2 separate regions of the Homo sapiens genome follow, and region 1 is linked to region 2. Evidence: chromatin loops called from intact Hi-C (ENCODE). Cell type or tissue: gastrocnemius medialis. All regions are shown on one strand. Links, peaks and the distances in the headings refer to the core of each region. The heading gives the core; the rest is flanking DNA.

The links. Peaks named below come from ENCODE experiments on the same cell type or tissue, not always from the same donor. Only the 100,000 strongest peaks of a DNase experiment are listed, where the experiment ranks them.
Region 1: a loop joins it to region 2, with 4 times the contacts of the local background. A loop is called at or near these places in 7 of 110 quality-filtered maps.

What each region holds. Positions count from the first base shown.
Region 1 is chr15:100,425,053-100,433,052 of GRCh38, forward strand. All of the region lies in intron 11 of CERS3 (ceramide synthase 3), which reads right to left. CERS3-AS1 (CERS3 antisense RNA 1) reads left to right here. Exons shown (of 5, transcript NR_120374.1): 4 at 940-1,031. Among named protein-coding and RNA genes, the nearest start is that of CERS3-AS1, 56 kb to the left of the region's middle. In gastrocnemius medialis, for the core only: no CTCF peak of the experiment used is centred there; DNase peaks (open chromatin) are centred at 1,989 and 4,239; H3K27ac peaks cover 931 bases.
Region 2 is chr15:100,566,413-100,580,729 of GRCh38, forward strand. It overlaps LINS1 (lines homolog 1), which reads right to left. Exons shown (of 7, transcript NM_001040616.3): 2 at 14,032-14,317; 3 at 13,851-13,940; 4 at 8,575-8,716; 5 at 7,239-7,829; 6 at 5,482-5,653; 7 at 512-3,705. The coding sequence ends at 2,826. Among named protein-coding and RNA genes, the nearest start is that of LINS1, 29 kb to the right of the region's middle. In gastrocnemius medialis, for the core only: a CTCF peak has its summit at 6,176 (motif pointing left); no DNase peak of the experiment used is centred there.

The DNA of each region.
Region 1 (8,000 bases), core at 1-8,000, 140 kb before region 2:
GTGAGGCTTGGGAGCCTCCGCCTAGATTTCAGAGGATGTACGGAAATGCCTAGACATCCAGGCAGAAATCTGCCGAAGGGGTGGAGCACTCATGAAGAACCTCCACTAAGGCAGTGCAGAGGGGAAATGTAGGGCTGGAGCCCCCACACAGAGTTCCTACCAGGGCACTACTGAGTGGAGCTGCGAGAAGAGGGCCACAGTCCCCCAGACCCCAAAATGGTAGATTTATTGACAGCTTGCACTATGCACCCGGAAAAGCCACAGGCACGCAACACCAGCCCTTGAGAGCAGCCGCTGGTGATGTACACTGCAGAGCCACAGGGCCAGAGCTGCCCAGGGCCTTAGGAGCCCACCCCTAGTATCAGTGTCGTCTGAATGTGAGACATGGAGTCAAAGCAGATTATTTTGTAGCTATAAGATTTAATGACCCCCTGCTGGGCTTCAGACTTCCATGGGGCCTGTAGCCCACTTTGTTTTGGCTGATTTGTCCCTTTTGGAAAGGGAGTATTTACCCAATACCTATACCCCCATTGTGTCTTGGAACTAATTAATTGCTGTTTTATTTTACAGGCTCATAGGCAGAAGAGACTAGCTTGTTTCTGATAAGACTTTGGACTTTGGACTTTTGAGTTAATGCTAAAATGAGTTGAGACTTTGAGGGACTTTTGAGATGGGATAATTGTATTTTGCAATGTGAGAAGGACATGAGATGTGGGAGAGGTCAGGGGCAGAATGATATGGTTTGGGATTTGTGTCCCCACCTAAATCTCATGTTGACCGTAATTCTGAATGTTGGAGGAGGGGCCTGGTGGGAGGTGACTGGATCAAGGGGGTGGATTTACCCCTTGCTATTCTTGTGACAGTGAGTGAGTTCTTACGAGATCTGGTTGTTTAAAAGTGTGTAGCACCTCCCACTTCGCTCTCTTCCTCCTACTCCAGCCATGTAAGAAGTGCCTGCTTTCCCTTTGCCTTCTGCTATGATTGTTTCCTGAGGCCTCCCCAGTCATGTTACCTGTACAGCCTGCAGAACTGTGAGTCAATTAAACCTATTTTCTTTATTTTAAAAAAAGTTGAAAAAGAAAAAAAAGCTCATCAGCTATATACACATCAAAAATTTCATATTCAATTAATAAACTAAATGTTGCATAATAAAAAAATTAAAATGAGTTCCTTTGAGATAGTGAAAAATAAAAAATAAAATAAATTTGACCTAACAATTCCATTTATGGAGAAATTCACACACATGTTCACAAGGAGACATACATCAATATGAATAGTCTTATAATGAGTGAAAAAAGCTACACATTTATATATCAGCTCATATCACTTACATAAAGTTTTAAAATACAGAAAATAATACTCTAATGCCCGTAACTATATCCAGACATAATAAATATACAGAGGCATGAGAGGAAGGATACCAGCTTCAAGACAGTGGCCATCTCTGCAGGGAAAGAGAGGGAGAGAGAATAAAATGAGTAGGAATATACTGGAATATACCATCTGTCTTCTCTGGGTTCTCGTAGGTGATCTCATTTAGTACATAGTAGGCACTCTGGATATATGTGTTGAAAGAGTGAATGAATTAATCTAATACCATAGCATTAATTGAATACTGTATAACTGTAGATGACTCCCAAGTTTATATCCCCCGTGTGGGCCTCTTTCAGGCTTCAAACTCAAAAACTCAATAGCTAGAAAATCCCTCAGCTGTCTAACAGTCTTTAAACTCTAGTCTCCTCCCCTTAACACCACCTTTTTCTCTGGCCTTCCATAATTTAGCAAATGGTACTCCCACCCACTCAGTTGCTGAAAACAAAATCCTAAAAATTATCCCCAATCCCTGCCTTTTATGAGGTACTTCATTTCCAGCCTGTTACACTCAATTGGGTCCTTTGATACGGGTCCCTGCACTCTTCAGCTCTCCAAATGCTGTCTTCAGCAATGTCCAAGCTATATCAGATCTCTGTGGCCAGGCTCCAGATTCTGAGCTGACACGGGTTGGCAAGCCCACACCCGTGACCTCAGGGTAAGGGAACACAGTAGTCAGCCGAGGGGTGTGTGCCCCACTGGCTGGCCCTCCATGACACAGCTGCGTATGTTTTGGTCCTGAGAGACCTCTTCTGACATACGGTCCTCTGCAGCAGGCCTTGTGATGGCTACTTCAGATGGTTCCTGCTGGACAGCGCTGCATCCCTGTCTCGGAGGAGCGAAAGTGCTATTGTTGGCAAGAATTCCGAATAAGGAAAATTTTAAAAGTATCTCATCTGTGCTTCTCCAGGGATAAACAAAATATGACTTGTTCTTAGGCAATGCCAATCTATCAGCCCATATTAAGTGGAAATGAATAACATTATCATCTATTGGCCCATAGATGAGTGGCCATTACGTGAGGCTATTCTATACCAGAAATTCCCAACGGATGTGCCAGGAAAGGGTTAAAAGTTATGCTGAGACATTAATCCTCTCAGGCCTTGGGGTAGCAAGGCAGAGCCTGAAGCTACCAGAGCCCCAGGTGCCTGGATTACTTGTACTGTCTTCTCCTGCTTTGAGGCCCACCTCAGTTTACCCTTGTGTGCTGCACAAACATCAATCTCTCGGGTACGATGAAGTGATGAAGATTGGGAAGTACTGTCCCAGACTCTGACTACAAAGCCGAATGAAATTTTTCAATAGGTAGAAACTGTCATTCATTTTCTTCTAACAAGTCTTCCTCATAAATATGATGGCTTGAGCTAGAAACAAAAAGTTGTGTAGCTCAAACTCAGATTCTGTGCTTCCTGCCGAGAGACAGGTGAAGGTGGCCACCCCCAGGATGGGAACAGTTTTACTGAGTTAGACTCAGAAGGTAAAGAGGTCAGGTGGTGAAAAAAGCAATGAGAGAGCCACGTCACTAAGTGAATTAGAATGAATGAGGAACCACTGTTTGGCAGAGTCAAAACGGCCTCCCCTGGTGTGTCCTTCCCAGCCCTCATGGTACATAACAGTGAAGGAACTGAAGGTTATAGTGCAGAGTGCTATCAGAGTAAATGTTTTCTCAGATTGGGATTACAACTGACAAATTTGCTACAATCTCATTTTCTCCATCCATCAAAACTTTTCAATGCAGTTGCCTTATCTCAAAAGGAAATGGCTGGCAACTGTTTTCTTTCAAAACCATTATCATTTGAATAATTTTAAATGCCAATATTTCCATGTAAAGAAATACTAACCAGCTAATTTTGGAGAGCTTGGTTTCTCAAGGAATCATGTGTTTGGCTGTTCCTGCATAAATCAAAGTTTCCCCTGGATGAGAAGACACTGGCAGTGGGAAAGCAATGAATAATTTGGGAAAAACACCTTGCCACAAAGGACAATCAACCAAAAGACAGACAGTTCATTCATTCACCCCAAGGTTCACAACCTCGGCACTGTGGATATTTTGGGCCAGGTGATTCCGGGACCTTGCTGCCCATTGTGGGACGTCTAGCAGTAAGCACCTCCAGTTATCTGTATCATACTAGTGGCACCTCCCACTTGTGACAGACAAAAATGTCTCCACAGATTGTCAAATATCCTTGAAGGCCAAAACTGCTCCAGTTGAGAACCACCAGTTCAAAAAATCCTTTTAATACCCTGTGCCCTGTGCAAGACATTGGAGATATAATGGTCTGTTCTCAAATAACTTACAATCTATTGAAAGAACTGAATGCTACAGAATCAAACACACAATAAGAAATACATCGTTACAGGTTTGATGCATGTTAGGAAGTAGAGAATACTATGATATTTAAATAGAGGAATCTCACTTAGATGAGGCTGATGCCAGGAAGGCCTTAAGGAAATGAACTCAAGTTGTAACCTATAGTTTAACAGGAGTAGCCGGAGAAGAGTGGAATAAACCTTTCAAGAAGAAACAACGTGGGCAGAGGCCCTGCGATGTGAGAGCCTTGCATGCTCGGGGATTAGCAAGGACAGCACAGCTAATGAATGCTGAGAAAGGCAGGGCCTGACCCCAGGTGAGGCCTCAAATAAGCACAGATCAGATAATGAATTTCACAGGTCATGGTCAGAAATTCAAATTCATTTCTAAACCCAACTAGAAGCCACTTTATAGCACTGTTTTGGGTGTTTGCAGTGTATCAGTGAGAAAACAGACAAGGTGTTTGTCCTCAGTGAGCTTCTGCACCGGGGGAGCTGGTTTCTATAGCAGTGCTCTCTGCCACTGTGTGGAAATGGCTGGAAGGAGCCCAGCTGGCATACTTGGGAGGCCGAGGTCACAGTCCAGGAGGGAAACTCTGGAGGCTATCGGAGTAGCACTGCGATGTGGAAGGGGTATTACGTAAGAAACAGCAGTATCTGTAGACCTACAGGTTTGAAAGGGACCTTTAAGTGTCTTCTAATCCAGTTTCTATTTGATGGTGATAGGCTCTTTACAACAACCCTAGCAGAAGACGCACACCCCTGCCTGTGTCTCTGCAGTCATTCACTATCTGCTTCCTTTCATATTTGGGGCTGATCTCTGCCTCCCTGGAGCGCCCACGCATTCCTCCAAGTTCTACCCCTTTGTACCAGGCAAAAGAAGTCTGTGTACTCCCTTCAAACATTGGTTAATTTTCCAAACATTTAAAGATAATGAACTCCTCTTCCAGCTAAACATTCCCCCATCCTTCAGTTGATCCTCACATGACACAGCACGGAAAAGCTTCACCATCTGTGTTTCTTAAATAAACATACTTATCCACAGCCATCACCCCGTATTGTACAATATGTGTAACACAACCAGCATCACTCAATTAATACACAAATTCCCACCACTTTAATCTCCACCAAAAGAAAAGGTGAGCACAATAAATTTAAAGTCAAATCCGGATGTCTACACTTTTGGCTTTACTTTTGGTGTATTTTTTTTTATATATTTATATATATATATGCTTATACATAATTCACTTGGGCTTCATCTGTATTCCTCAAAAATGATTGCAAGAATGACCAAAAAAGCCGGGCGCGGTGGCTCACACCTGTAATCCCAGCACTTTGGGAGGCAGAGGTGGGCGGATCACGAGGTCAGGAGATCGAGACCATCCTGGCTAACACGGTGGAACCCTGTCTCTACTAAAAATACAAAAAGTTAGCCAGTTGTGGTGGGGGGCGCCTGTAGTCCCAGGTACTCGGGAGGCTGAGGCAGGAGAATGGCGTGAACCCGGGAGGCGGAGCTTGCAGTGAGCCGAGATCACGCCACTGCACTCCAGCCTGGACGACAGAGCGAGACTCCGTCTCAAAAAAAAAAAGAATGACCAAAAGAAAACAAAAACAAAAACAAAAAACTTGACAATGAGAAAAAAAATACATTCTAATGTTAATAAGATAAAATGCTCATTTGAACTAAATGAACAATCTTTGCCCACAGCATTTCCTTACACCTCTGGGAATGACATCTGTACTACAGCTTCCATAAAATCATAGTGCTGTGTTTTTGAAGTGCTGTAACTAAATGCTGTGCTTGGGAATCTGTGGCTTTGCAGAAATGTCAAAAGCCCAGAAGATTGTGAATTACTCATAATGTCCCACTGCTCTTTGAATGACTCCATGTCTAAATCCGCAGTTGGCAATGAAACAAAGAGCTATATAATAAGCATTTTATGCTGTTTTGAAAGCAAATTTTTAGCTTTCACTGTATGAAAAAAATACATTCAGTCAGTTCAATTTTCTGAACTACTAGCAAAGTACATTCCTTTTTGTTATATAGGTTCTAATTATCCAAGTTGACAAGGTCACAGAAAAAAACAAATTGAGTTTTTTCCCCTTTTTTCCCTCCTCAAGGCAGTTGCATTAAATTTAAATTGAGTTCTGTGAACTCTGGCTACGCGTGGCCGTTTTCCTTTCAGTTGTCTGGAATATGAATTTTCTAGACCAGTGCTTCCCAAACTGTAACATGCTCGCAAATCACCTAGGGTTCTTGGTAAACTACAGATTCTCATGCTGGAGGTCACTGGTGGGGCCTGAGATATTGTATTTCTAGCAGTCCCTGGACTGTACCTGGGCTGATGGTCAGACTGCACTTTGGAGAGCATGGTTGTCTGTTAGACCACAAACCCTCTCTGGATTGCTACTCTTTGTGAAAAGAAAAAGTTGCAGCAGAGGGTTGCCTAAGGGTCTTTCAACTTCTAAAATTCCATGCTTTCAAATAACTTTGACTTCCTTAGTCTCTATATTTCACAAGTAACTTTTCAGTCCAGAAAGGCAACATAAAATTGCAAGTATGTCTCACTTTATATAATAAATGGTTCTTTAAAAATAATCATTTTATAAAATAAATCATGTTTTTAAATTCTCCAGAAAAATGTGCTATTTAAAGAATTCTGTTTTTCTACAAAAGAATCCCAATGTGCTTATTTTCAAGTCTGAATTTTTATCAGTTTTTTTTTCTTTTAGTGCAGAACATCAATGTAACACAAAAGTCCACTAATTTTGTAATATTTTCAAGATGGGAATGTTTGTTGAGGTCATGCCAATTGACTTTACAAATGTAGGGAAGAGTATAGTGATCTCCGCTTTTTAAAAAATAGACCCAGTAAATGGAGTGGCACCATGGACATTTTTCCAGTGGGGAGAAGACACATGCAGCTGGTTTTCTCTGCTTAATCTTGTAGATCTCAGCCTAGGATGCAAATTAGAATCATTTAGTGGAAGAAGAGGACTGTCAAAAATTCCAGTGTCTCGATCTCACCTCTGTAGATTTAACTGGTCTGTGTTGGGACCTGGCTGTATTTTTCTATTAACGCCCAAGCCACTCTAGTTAGCTGTAGTCAACATAGCTAGCATGTAACAAGCTAGCAACACAGCAGTAACAAGTTGATCTGAGGCAAAAAGTCTGGAATCCTGGGAGATCTTCTTTACGGTGTGAGTAGTAGATCTTCTTGTGTGTTAGGCTTAAGTATAATTACAATCCTCCTCTGATTCAAACAAAATAATTAGGACGTTTTCATGAGCTGCCTTGTATAGCATACTCCTGAGTTCCTTTAATAGGCCCTCTTTTGTTTTTTTTTTTAAGAGACAGGGTCTTGTTCCGTTTCCAGGCTAGATTGTGCAGTGGGGCAATCATGGCTCACTGAAGCCTTGACTTCCTGAGCTCAAGCAAACCTCCTGCCTCAGCCTCCCAAACAGCTAGGACTACAAATATGTACCACCACTCCTGGCTTTAATAGGCCTTTTAAACAACAGGTCATCAAAAATATTTAAGCACCTGTCACCAAATGTCAGGCTTTCCCATTCTTAAACAAAAGGCTGGAATGATAACCTGATCAAGCAAAATGAAGTTTAACAAAAAGAAATATAACTTCCAACAAAAACGAAAAACCACTCTCAGCACCAGACAATTCCCCAGTGGAGGAAATGTTGCTTAACAATAGTTCATGTGGAAAAGACATGGAGGCTTAATCAATTTCAAGCTCAGTATGAATTAACAGCATAATGCGACTAACAGCAATGGAAAACTAACCTACATCAATAGAAACAGAATTTTCAGAAAAACAGAGAAAACAGACCTGCTTGATTTTGTATGAGTCAGACCACATCTAGAAAACTGTGCTGACTTCTAGGTATAACATTTAAATAATCTGGATAAAATAGAACAAGAGAGTGATGAGGTAGGTGAAAAGACTCCACAGCATGTCTTAGGAGGTACGTTCGAAAGAGTTGTATGTATTTAGCCTGCAGAAACAGAGTCACGTACGTTCGAAAGAATTGTATGTATTTAGCCTGCAGAAACAGAGTCACGGAAGAGGTGGTAGGGCTTGATGACTGGTATCTGAGGGGCTACCATCTGGTTCTGTGCTGCTCTGCGGAGCTCTCCATAACTGAGATATTGTCAAGGTCACTTGCAAGGTATGTGGTATGAAATTTGGTATTAAAAATAGTTCAGGCCGGGTGCAGTGGCTCACACCTGTAATCCCAGGACTTTGGGAGGCTGAGGTGTGTGGATCATGAGGTCAGGAGATCGAGACCATCCTGGCTAACAC
Region 2 (14,317 bases), core at 1,341-9,340:
TATTTCTTGATCTGGGGACTGGCTCCACAGGTGTGCTGTTTCTGAAAATTCAACAAGCTGTATACTTATAGTGCACTTTTCTGTATCTCTTCTGCTTTAAAATAAGTCAGGTGCACAGCACCATGTGCTCACTTGTATTTCCATATTCTTTTACTGGAAGGGGTGAGGTTACAGACTCCTCTTGTGTTGTACTCTGGGAATTCACTGTGCAGACATGCATCAATAGTTTTGTGTTCCTTTAAGAAGTAACTCTGGGAATAGCGCTTAGATGCTCAGAAAGGCCAAGGATAGTGATCACACCAGCCAAGGGTCACCTTTAGCAAGAGCAGGGCTTAGTGAGTGTGTGATGAATTGACTTACACTCGAGTTAGTTATAAATGTAGAGATTCTGAAACACCAACTTCGCATATCTGTAAGATTGCTTTTCCCTCATTTTACATGTAATGAGGGGCTGACAGTTCCTTGCTAACCTTATAGAGAAACACAAGTCAAAACCACATCTGCATAAGCATGAGTTATAATGCATTCAACATTTATGTACCCTTAGGAACAAGAGTCGATTTTTTTTTCCCAGTTATTTCCATCAAAAAACAGCCATGTGTCACATGACAGGGACATGTTCTGAGAAATGAGCTGTAAGGCAATTTTGTTGTCATGTCATGTATGTCACAGAGTATACTCAACAAACCTAGATGGCATAGCCTACTACACACCTAGGCTATATGGTATAGCCCATTGCTCCTAGGCTACAAACCTGTACACAGCATGTTACTGTACTGAATACTGTAGGCAACTGTAACACAATAGTAAGTATGCGTGTATCTAAACATGCCTAAACATAGGACAGTCACAGTAAAAATAACGGCTTGATAGTCTTATGGGACCACTGTACTATGTGGTCTGTTATTGAAACATCCTAATGCAGTGCTGCATGTATCCCACTAAAAATAGTACAAAAAGATGAGACTTTGTCTTCCACATCAGACCTGTCTCCCAAGGCAACCACTATTATGACTTTCTTATGTAGTCTTACATACATATTTTATACATGCACAAAAGCATATATATGAATGTGTATTACTCCCGCCCTGCTTCTTTCCCTAAATAATTGCAAGCCCCATGTATTTACTTGTTTTTTACTGGAGATGTTTCACATCCACAAACGTGCATAGAACGCATCTACCATTCCACTGACTATACAAATTCTGACTTACTTTACCAGGTATTTCTAGTAAAACTCTAAAACCTTAACATTTTTTACAAACTATGTGGCATCCTTGAATACACATTCTTTGACGTGCTTTTTCAATTACGGTAGAAACTGCCTTAACGCATAGCCTCACCGACAGCATGTTAAAACGCAAACCTTTTGACCTTTGCATTGCTATTTGGCTAACACTGGTACTTCGCTGTTATTTTAATCGGCAACCTTCTATTTAGCTCCACTGATTTTTCCATGTCTACCTGAATTAAGTACTAAACTGTTTCGAATACCATAGCCTTAATATATATTTTAATGTGCGGTAGGTTTAGTCTTTGTTCTGTTTCTCTGCAAAGAGATCATTAAAAAAAAATGTACAGGCAATATTTTAGACTGCCTTAATGCCAGACTTCGCAGCACAATATAGCTATTGCTCCTATTACACAAACATATTACAATGGAATTTACGGCTTCCCCTCAAGAATATGGAACATAATTATTCATGTCACAATTTTAAATAGGAAAATTAGTGATTAAATTTTTTTTTAGAAAGAATCATGTTCATACAGTAGGCCAGGTATAATCACTTCTCAAAGAAACGGCTAAGATTTTACATTTGTAATATATCGCTTTCTGTGTAAATACCCCAGAAGGAAATAGTAACTGTATTTGGTTAGTGACTCTCCTGGATTCAAGTCCATCAAGGACACATGAAAGTGGCCATATCTGGGATTAGGGTCTTTGCAGCTGTCATCAAGTTGAGATCATACTGGATGAGGGTAGGTCCTAGTCCAATGACCGATGTCCTTGTAGGAGGGAAACTGGACACAGACACAGGAAAATGCCATGTGAGGCAGGAACTGGAGTGACGCCACTACAAGACAAGGGACACCATGGCTGGCTGGCTGCCACCAGAAGCCAGAAAGGGGCAGGGTGGGATTCTTCTCCAGACCCTGAGGGCATTGCCCTGCTGAAGCCTGAGTTTGGATTCTGGCCTCCAAAACTATGAGGATAATTCCAGGTGTCTGAAGCTGCGGCACACGTGGCAAGTTGTTACGGCAGCCCTAGCTGAGGAACGCAATCACCACCCCCGATTTTGTGTCACTTAGAACTGCCATAAATCTCCAGTGGTATATAGCTATAATGAGTGACTTGTCACTTGATGTCTCTTTTTCAGTCACTAGGTTGCTTCCAATAAGGCAAAAAGTAAGAACTTGTCTAGAAAACCCAGCCGGGCACAGTGGCTCATGCCTGTAATCCCAGCACTTCGGGAGGGCGGACAGGCGGATCACTTGAGGTCAGGAGTTTGAGACCAGCCTGGCAACATGGTGAAACCCCCGTCTCTACTAAAAATACAAAAATTAGCTGGGCGTGGTGGCGGGCACCTGTAATTCCAGCTACTCGGGAGACTGAGGCAGGAGAATTGCTTGAACCCAGGAGGTGGAGGTTGCAGTGAGTCGAGTCACGCCACTGCACTCCGGCCTGAGCGACAGAATGAGATTCTGTCTCAAAAAAAAAAAAAAAAAAGAAAACCCTTTTATGGTGATGATTTTATACTATTACCTCATTGAGACATAATTTATATTAAGGAAAAACAATACCTGGAAAATAAAATGTCAATGTTTTACAAAGTGTTCATAGTTTTATTACTTATCACCTCTATGTATTTTAACAACTTCAAAAGTGCAGTTGGATTATATGGGAAAAGATTTTTCTTTTGCAAACGGCAGATGGCATCTTGTAGTTCCTGGAAGCATTTTACTATTCTGTAAAATATTCCCACTTCAGAGACGACATCATTTGGGGCTACTTCACAATCAAAGGAGAAGGCAGTATCAAATTCTTTCAGAACCAGAGGCCTTGATGGAGGCTCAAGGCTAAATTCTTTTTTATCCCTGCTTGTCCCAGCTGCATCCTGAATCTCCTTAGTTGCTTGCTGGTGTAAAGATGTCTGTTTACTGTTAGCTAAACACTGCTCTGTGGATTCCACGTCAGAATCGTCAGAGCTGTCGTAATCTACCAGACTTTGAGAGGCCCGGGGGGAAGACAGACTAGAAGCACACATGGTGTGAGCCCCCTTGGACATCACAGCTTTCAGTGGTTCAGAGGGAGCATCGGAAGCCCAGGAGTGCCGAGCACACACATCTCTGTGACTATGAGGAGCAGTCAAACGATGGGGTATTGTTTGGTTGGAGCTTTGGTCTTGGACAAGTGAGGGGACACAGCCACAAATACTTATGTCATATTTAGATTCAGTTGCATCAAAGTTATTGCAAATGGTGAAAAAATTATCCCAGTCCTTTTGCAGTAATTTTAAATATCTAACAAAATATTCAAGAAAACAGGTTTCTGATGAAATCAAAAAGTCAAGAAGAACTGTGGAATCAAATCCTATATTTTTCAAGAAGAACAAGAAAATACAGTGAGGATTATAGCCATTTTCATGTGTGTGATGGTCCCACATTTCTTTTCCCTGAGTCAAGCTTTCAGTGGCTTCACATCCTCTGAAAATGAAGATAATGGAGAATGCAGATTAATGACCTTACAAAAATAAACAGTTTTACCAGATATAATTCACATACCATAAATTAACCTATTAGATTACTTTTAAATCTATGCATCACTTCTTAAAAGAAAAAATTTCAAAACCCATTCCCTTCCCCATAAGCTCTAAAGAAATCTGACTCAGTAAAGCAAAATCCACTGACTTTGGCAGTTCTAGTTTTTGTCTGCCCAATAAAAGTTACCTGTTGTTCTTTCTCTCGACATCAGAACTCCTCATTCTTATAGGTAACCAATTCCATGTGGTAAGATAATTCCTAAACCTCCTTCCTTACCCTCAACAAGGGTGGGCATGTGACCCAGATTGACCAATCAGAGCACTCCATGCTCCTGGCCACAATGACTGGTTCTGACAAGGCTCTGTGACCCAAGTGGGTTAATCAGGTCTCCCCTGGGACTTTTGCTGGAGCTATGGAAGATTATAACTGTAAGGCTGAGGTACGCCTTGAACTGCCGGTGGCCATGCCTTGAGAATGAATTCAAAACTGTGAGACAGAGAAAAATTGAGAAGTGATTGATGACATGATTGATTATAGTCCCTGTACATATAGTTATACCTGACTCCAACTTGACCCTTTAGAATTCCCAGTTATGAGCCAATAAATGCTGGCTTTTGCTCAAATTAGAGTTGGTTTCTATCATTTACAACCAAAAAAATCTTAACAAATACAACTACATCTGAAAAAAACTATCTATGTTGTAAGCACATGCCTCTCTGGACACACTGAACTGGATTCAGAAAGTGAGAAATTCACACACAAAGTCAGTTTCATTCAGGGGTTTCCACTTCCTGAGGAGTAAGGAGCTAACTTTGAGTACAATTAAGATACACTCTTACAGGCGTGTGCATTTTCAGACTGAACTTGTATTTGACCATTTTGAACCTAATTCAAATCACATGCAGGAATTTTGTGTTCTTGATTAGGACCTTTTGAAAATTGGCCCCAAACACTCAAGAGTCTAAGAGCAGCCATTGCCAGCAGTGTCATAATACAAGTAAGTACTGGCGGCACAACGCTGCACCACAGATCATTAGCAAGAAATCCCTTTCTCCCAGGCCAAGAAAGAAATGGAAATAAAGCAAATATGTGAGGGTTTTAATAAAGCAGAAGCAGAAACAGTGGAAAAGGTCATCGGTTATTAGCTTCATAACCAATTATAGATATTTGCCACAAGAAGATATTAACCCAAGTACAGCTATTTTAATAAAGCAGAGACAATCAGTATAAATCATCAGTAACATAACTTAACCAATTTCAGACATTTGCCTCAAGAAGGTATCAGCCCAAATTCGACTGAAACGAAAATTCAGAACAGCTTCTTTGATTATTTCTAAGTTTGTATTCACCTTTACAAAGGCAAAGATCATCTTACTGAAGCTTAATACAAAAAAGTAAGTCTTAGGGGTGAAAAGAGGTCTTAAATGAACAACAATTAAGATTCAGAGAAGTGTACTGACTTACTGGAGACCAAATCAGAAGCCATGTTTTCAGATACCAATCTAGTTATACTACCTGAGAACTGCCCAGCCAGCCAGGTTTTCCTAGCGATACAAATGCAATCTCCTTTTCATGTAAGTCAGGGTTAAAGAAAGGAACTGCAACAGGATGTTTTCCCCCAAATGATGAAAGTAAGCAACACGCCCAGCACATTCTCAGAAATGTTTTCTGCTTTCCTGACTTGTAGGCCGTTCAATAATTACTTTAAAATACACTAACCTGGTCAGTGTTAAGTAGATGCCCAGTGATGCCTTGGCAGCCTCCAGCATGTCATCGTCTTGTTCTATGAAAACCCGAGACAGCCATTTGCACGGATTGTGTAATTGCAGAGAGGGCTGAAGATGAGGCTTTAAGAAGGTCAGTAACTCAGACATGAACCTCTGTAAGTCAACTTCAAAAAATGAAAATTTCAAAGTGTAGGCAATAGTTTATGAATGAATGAATATCTTGCCTATATATAAATTCATAGTGTCTAAAGTACCTTAAGATGCAATTATCCTAATTCACTTTCAAAAAGTCATCAGGAATCAGTTAGGAAGCATCTTTATTTGGCAAATGAGGACACTGAGGCTCAGGGAAAAAAAGTGACTCATTCCAGAGCATACATTTAAAATGTACAGCTACATCATCTATTTGCAACAACTGCCTAACAACTGTCTCTTAGAAATAAAAGTTATGTGATTTCTTGCTAAAAGCAGATAAATAAATGAGCAGACAACTAAGATCACTTCATCGGATGCCAGAGCTGTCTGTCCAAGAATGCAACCAAGCAAAAATAATTTTGTCTTCAAAATAACAGAAAAACATATTTTTTGTTTGTTTAAAGCATAGAAGTACTACTATTAAGCACAAAAATAAAAAACGTTTTAGGTAGTTTGAACTACAATTTAAAACTGAATTATATAACAGGTGCCATCTAGTGTTATAAATTAAAACTGCACAGAATTATAACTAATGTGTAGTTATTAAAAGCTAAATTATATCCAAAGCAATTCAGTGATGTCATTGCTCACAATTCAAACTTTTCACTGAATCTGTATGCTGCCTGTTTAGAGACATTTACTATTCATTTTTCTCAAGTAAAATGGAAGACTTTGAACTCCTGAGTTACTATTCTGGAAATTATATATGTAACAATTTCTTTGTCAATATAACTTCTCATATATTAGCTTTAATTCAATATCTAATTTTCAATAATCTACATTAGTGGAAACACTAATTGTATGAAGGATTAATACAAATGGGGTGGGGAAACAGAGACGAGAGGATCACTTCAGCTCAAAACGTTGAGGCTGCAGTGAGCCTGGGAGACAGAGCAAGACCCTGCCTCAAAATAAATAAACAGTAAACACAACAATAACAAAGAAATAACAACAAACAATAATAACAATAAACACATAAGTGGGAGTGAACATATTTTTCTTTAATCTCTCTGTCTTCTCCTCTCTCTCTCTCTCTCTCCCTGAAAGGATCTCCATCTGTTGCACCAGGACTGGAGTGCAGGTGTGCGATGGGTCGCGGCTCACTGTAGCCTTGATCTCCCAGGCTAGGACCTCCCAGGTTGGGACAGGAGGAATAGCATGGGCCGAAGGGGGGTCAGGGCTGCAGTGGGCCATGGTCACGCACCTGCAGTTTAGATTAAAAAAAAAAAAAGGATTAATATAAATAAAATGCTGTAAATACTTGAATATGAATTGATTTCCATCACTTACTTTGAGATGACTCAACAGCAACTTTTTTAAACCTAAATCATTCCTTATGCTTTACAAATTCATTGTAGGCACAAAAAGCTGACATGTTTCTTAAAGGTAAATCCAGTTCTTTTTTTTTTTTTTGAAAATGTAATAAGTTACAAATAGGATAACATACAGCTTAAATTACTGGAATTTAAACTAGTCCTGAGATTTGATAATTATGAATTACTGTACTTAAGTAAATAATTACACACTGCATACAAAAGGAGTTTGGAGAATTACCTTTCACTTCACTTGCTGAAGAATAATTTTGAAACTTGATTTCTAAGGATTTCATTATAACTAAGCTTGCTGCTCTAAGGATCACATGATCTGGACTAGTGATAAGTTCACATTCAGGTTGAACTTCATCACCTCCAAAAAAGGAATGTTTTTCATAAACAGACAGTGTCTTCAACAACCCCGAATTCACAGCTTGCAAAACAGCATTAGCTAAAGCCAGCATGTCCACCGCTACATGATGGTCTGGCGGCATTAAGGCAGGCACAGATCCACGACAGAGGTCTTCACCCACTTTACAGAGAAGGCACTTTTTGAGGAATATGATGACCTTCCTTTTAACAAAAGCCTGAATAGGCCAGGTAATAACTTCTAGCATGCAAGATGGTTTCAAAAATAAAATCCTCTGGCAAGTGAAATGTAACTTCAGGTGGATTCTGGAGGCGATGAGAAGCTCAAGCAAATCCAGGAAACACATCAGGATGTTTACTATTTTAGAAGTATCCCGGCAGTTTTCAAAATGCTGAGAGAATAAGGAATTGTAAAACACTTCAAAAATGGTGTCGAAATGAGTCAGGAACTGCTTTAGAATTTCTGCAATTATAAAAATAGGAATTATAAACAGGAAAAACAGTCTTCTTCAAACAATTTTACAATTCACTTTTTATAAATATCACTTTTTAAGATGAAAAAACAGATTTGGAATGTTTACCTCTAACATTAACAAATGAGGTTACACAGATTAATGGGTAAGAACCACGGTTAAAATTCATTTTATGGCTGGGTGTGGTGGCTCACAACTGTAATCCCAGCACTTCGGGAGGCCGATGCGGGTGGATCACTTGAGGTCAGGAGTTTGAGACCAGCCTGGCCAACATGGTAAAACCCTGTGTCTACTAAAAATACAGAAATTAGCTGGGTGTGGTGGTGAGCGCCTGTAATCCCAGCTACTCGGGAGGCTGAGGCAGAAGAATCACTTGAACTCGCAAGGCAGGGGTTGCAGTGAGCCAAGATCATGCCATTGCACTCCAGCCTGGGCAACAAAGCAAGACTTGTCTCAAAAAAATAAAACAAAACAAAACAAAAAATATTCATTTTACGAATATCAGTAACATCAAACAATGCAAGGGATTTGTGCTCATGAAAAGCTTTACTTTTTTCCTTATACTTTTTTTTCTTTTAAAACAGGTTATCCTCAATCAAAATATATTGGAAGAGACTGACTTTTTCATTACTTTAAGACAGATCAGATGTTCCAAATTAAGTTTTGTTTCTCATTATAAATGCAACGCTCCCAGGAGCAAGATGATGATTGTTTATGGGGCCATGTAATCCATACCTGTTTTCTGTGAACATGAATCTTTAAAGATTTCTTTTATTATTGCTGTAAGAGTCCAGAGGCAGTATATTGCTTTATTACTCTCAGAGTATTCAGAAAGATTTTTCTGGCAAAAAGCAATCCAGGAATTACTTAAGGTTATCTACAAGTGAGAAAATAAAGCAAGCAGTTAAAATACAATATTTTCTTTACATAATACAACTGTATACAACATTGTTTATACATTTGGCCAAAAGAAGTATGATAATATGTGGCACACCGAGAAGGAACAGAAGTATCCTAATATTATTTAAGTAAAAAAATCGAATATGCCACAGAAATAAAATAAAGGGATGGAGGAAGATCTACCAAGCAAATGGAAAACAAAAAAAGGCAGGGGTTGCAATCCTAGTCTCTGATAAAACAGACTTTAAACCAACAAACATCAAAAGAGACAAAGAAGACCATTACATAATGGTACAGGGATCAATTCAACAAGAAGAGCTAACTATCCTAAATATATATGCACCCAATACAAGAGCACCCAGATTCATAAAGCAACTCCTTAGAGACCTACAAAGAGACTTAGACTCCCACACAATAATAATGGGAGACTTTAACACCCCACTGTCAACATTAGACAGAACAACGAGACAGAAAGTTAACAAGGATATCCAGGAATTGAATTCAGCTCTGCACCAAGCAGACCTAATAGACATCTACAGAACTCTCCAACCCAAATCAACAGAATATACATTCTTCTCAGCACCACACCACACCTATTCCAAAATTGACCACATAGTTGGAAGTAAAGCACTCCTCAGCAAATGTAAAAGAACAGAAATCACAACAAACTGTCTCTCAGACCACAGTGCAATCAAACTAGAACTCAGGATTAAGAAACTCACTCAAAACCATTCAACTACATGGAAACTGAACAACCTGCTCCTGAATGACTACTGGGTACATAATGAAATGAAGGCAGAAATAAAGATGTTCTTTGAAACCAACAAGAACAAAGACACAACATACCAGAATCTCTGGGACACATTTAAAGCAGTACGTAGAGGGAAATTTACAGCACTAAATGCCCACAAGAGAAAGCAGGAAAGATCTAAAATTGACACCCTAACATCACAATTAAAAGAACTAGAGAAGCAAGAGCAAACACATTCAAAAGCTAGCAGAAGGCAAGAAATAACTAAGATCAGAGCAGAACTGAAGGAGATAGAGACACAAAAAACCCTTCAAAAAATCAATGAATCCAGGAGCTGGTTTTTTGAAAAGACCAACAAAATTGATAAACCGTTAGCAAGACTAATAAAGAAGAAAAGAGAGAAGAATCAAATAGACGCAATAAAAAATGATAAAGGGAGTATCACCACTGATTCCATAGAAATACAAACTACCATCAGAGAATACTATAAATACCTCTATGCAAATAAAGTAGAAAATCTAGAAGAAATGGATAAATTCCTGGACACATACACCCTCCCAAGACTAAACCAGGAAGAAGCTGAATCTCTTAATAGACCAATAATAGGCTCTTAAATTGAGGCAATAATAATAGCTTACCAACCAAAAAAAGCCCAGGACCAGATGGATTCACAGCCGAATTCTACCAGACGTACAAGGAAGAGCTGGTACCATTCCTTCTGAAACTATTCCAATCAACAGAAAAAGAGGGAATCCTCCCTAACTCATTTTATGAGGACAGCATCATCCTGATACCAAAGCCTGGCAGAGACACAACAAAAAAAGAGAATTTTAGACCAATATCCCTGATGAACATCGATGAGAAAATCCTCAGTAAAATACTGGCAAAACCAAATCCGGCAGCACATCAAAAAGCTTATCCACCATGATCAAGTGGGCTTCATCCCTGGGACGCAAGGCTGGTTCAACATATGCAAATCAGTAAATGTAATCCATCATATAAACAGAACCAAAGACAAAAACCACATGATTATCTCAATAGATGCAGAAAAGGCCTTTGACAAAATTCAACAACCCTTCATGCTAAAAAACTCTCAATAAATTAGGTACTGATGGGACGTATCTAAAAATAATAAGAGCTATTTATGACAAACCCACAGCCAATATCATACTGAATGGGCAAAAACTGGAAGCATTCCCTTTGAAAACTGGCACAAGACAGGGATGCCCTCTTTCACCACTCCTATTCAACAGAGTGTTGGAAATTCTGGCCAGGGCAATTAGGCAGGAGAAAGAAACAAAGGGTATTCAACTAGGAAAAGAGGAAGTCAAATTGTCCCTGTTTGCAGATGACATGATTGTATATCTAGAAAACCCCATCGTCTCAGCCCAAAATCTCCTTAAGCTGATAAGCACCTTCAGCAAAGTCTCAGGATACAAAATCAATGTGCAAAAATCACAAGCATTCTTATACACCAATAACAGACAAACAGCCAAATCATGAGTGAACTCCCATTCACAATTGCTTCAAAGAGAATAAAATACCTAGGAATCCAACTTACAAGGGATGTGAAGGACCTCTTCAAGGAGAACTACAAACCACTGCTCAACGAAGTAAAAGAGGACACAAACAAATGGAAGAACATTCCATGCTCATGGATAGGAAGAATCAATATTGTGAAAATGGCCATACTGCCCAAGGTAGTTTATAGATTCAATGCCATCCCCATCAAGCTACCAATGGCTTTCTTCACAGAATTGGAAAAAACTACTTTAAAGTTCATATGGAACCAAAAAAGAGCCTGCATTGCCAAGTCAATCCTAAGCCAAAAGAACAAAGCTGGAGGCATCACGCTACCTGACTTCCAACTATACTACAAGGCTACAGTAACCAAAACAACATGGTACTCGTACCAAAACAGAGATACAGACCAATGGAACAGAACAGAGCCCTCAGAAATAATGCCACACATCTACAACCATCTGATCTTTGACAACCCTGACAAAAACAAGAAATGGGGAAAGGATTCCCTATTTAACAAATGGTGCTGGGAAAACTGGCTAGCCATATGTAGAAAGCTGAAACTGGATCTCTTCCTTATACCTTATACAAAAATTAATTCAAGATGGATTAAAGACTTATATGTTAGACTTAAAACCATAAAAACCCTAGAAGAAAACCTAGGCAATACCATTCAGGACATAGGCATGGGCAAGGACTTCATGTCTAAAACACCAAAAGCAATGGCAACAAAAGCCAAAATAGAGAAATGGGATCTAATTAAACTAAAGAGCTTCTGCACAGCAAAAGAAACTACCATCAGAGTGAACAGACAACCTACAAAATGGGAGAAAATTTTTGCAATCTACTCATCTGACAAAGGGCTAATATCCAGAATCTACAAATAACTCAAACAAATTTACAAGAAAAAAACAAACAACCTCATCAAAAAGTGGGCAAAGGATATGAACAGACACTTCTCAAAAGAAGACATTTATGCAGCCAACAGACACATGAAAAAATGCTCATCATCACTGGCCATCAGAGAAATGCAAATCAAAACCACAGTGAGATACCATCTCACACCAGTTAGAATGGCGATCATTAAAAAGTCAGGAAACAACAGGTGCTGGAGAGGATGGGGAAAAATAGGAACACTTTTACACTGTTGGTGGGACTGTAAACTAGTTCAACCAGCGTGGAAGACAGTGTGGCGATTCCTCAGGGATCTAGAGCTAGAAATACCATTTGACCCAGCCATCCCATTACTGGGTATATACCCAAAGGAATATAAATCATGCTGCTATAAAGACACATGCACACATATGTTTATTGTGGCACTACTCACAATAGCAAAGACTTGGAACCAACCCAAATGTCCAACAATGATAGACTGGATTAAGAAAATGTGGCACATATACACCATGGAATACTATGCAGCCATAAAAAATGATGAGTTCATGTCCTTTGTAGGGACATGGATGAAGCTGGAAACCATCATTCTCAGCAAGCTATCACAAGAACAAAAAACCAAACACCGCATATTCTCACTCATAGGTGGGAACTGAACAATGACAACACTTGAACACAGGAAGGGGAACATCACACACCAGGGCCTGTTGTGGGGTAGGGGGAGGGGGAAGGGATAGCATTAGGAGATACACCTAATGTAAATGACGAGTTAATGGGTGCAGCACACCAACATGGCACATGTATACATATGTAACAAACCTGCACGTTGTGCACATGTACCCTAGAACTTAAAGTATAATAAAAATATATATATAAAAAAATAAAAAACTAAAAATAAAAATGAGCCAGTGATAACCACAAAAAAACCATGTCTTGGTAAAAAGATACTTTACATAATTGATGTTCACTTCAAAATCTCCTCTTAGGTAGACTATAACAATTCAGATTACTACTGGATTCTAAGTTTCAAGAAAGCAAAGACTGTGGCCCCTTTACTTCAACATTTTATCTTTATACCTTTAACTTATTTTTTTTTTAATTACTGCACTAGCCAGAACTTCCACAGTAATGCTGAATAAAAATTATGACAGTAAAGAAAAAAAAAAGAAAATAAAAATGAAAGATGAAAATGTTAGCAGTGTTATCTCTAAGTAGTGAATTTTTCATTTTAATTTGCTCTTTATACTTTGTCTATTTTCCAAATTTTCTACTGTAATATCACTTTTTATATTCAGAAAAGTTATTGAAAGAAGCAAGAGATTATAGTTGAAAAGTCAGTAGATATTTCATTTGTTTATTAACTAATTCAGAGATAAGAGAAAAACTCAACTCTGAATTTATTTATACTGTTTTATATTATGCTGAGGACTGTTGTTAGAATTTACATTAAACCTGTGAAAATAGGCTTGTTCTCAACTGGTGGTTCCTAAATCTTTTTAGGGGGAAGGGGTCCACCTACTAGTTCGAGAATCTGCAGAAAGTTATGGAGTCTGATGTGAAATTCACCTCTCAGGTTAAGAATCTGATTATGATTGACAACACATTTAAGACTCTAATCCTTGACACAAATCATCATATTCTATTCTTAAATTTTTATGGCTTTACATATGTTATTATGTGAGCAAATGTCTTATTAATACAAATATCTGAAGGGTAAAAATCAAATGTCAAAGAGCAATTTTAAAGAAACTATAAGAGAAACAGGTTAGGTGCCACGGCTCTCGTCTTTAATCCCAGCACTTTGGGAGGCTGAGGCAGGAGGATTGCTTGAGCCCAGAAGTTTGAGATCAGATTGGGCAACACAGTGAGACCTTGTCTCCACAAAACATTTAAATTTAAAAAAAATTAAGAAAGAGAAATAATAACATACTTTGATTACTTATCTTACCTTTTCTCTCAATTGGAAATATAGAAGCAATGCAAGGCACTGTGCAGCCATGTGAGATAACAATTTATCTGAATTTTGGAACATGCAGATCTACAGGAAAACAAATATAATTAACCACTATTGCTGAATGTTCTTAAAATTATTTTAAATATCTACATCTTTAGAAAAACAAATGGCTTACTAATTTAGAATCGACTTTGGCTGATTCTAAGAGAATTTTAATTACATCTCTGTACTGCTCCTTTGCATGGAACTCGGTTTTGACAGACAATATCCGGGTTGTCATCACTTTGATCACTGTTAACTGAAGGAGCATTACTTCTCTGGAACCGCTCATCTGAGAGTTGGTCTTCAAACACACAGGTGCTACAGCAATGGGAGCCACACCAACAGAGATGGGCTGATGCCTGCCCTGGATACCACAGGTGTTTGCCCATTCTAAGGAGGTGGCTGTAGAACAATCTTGA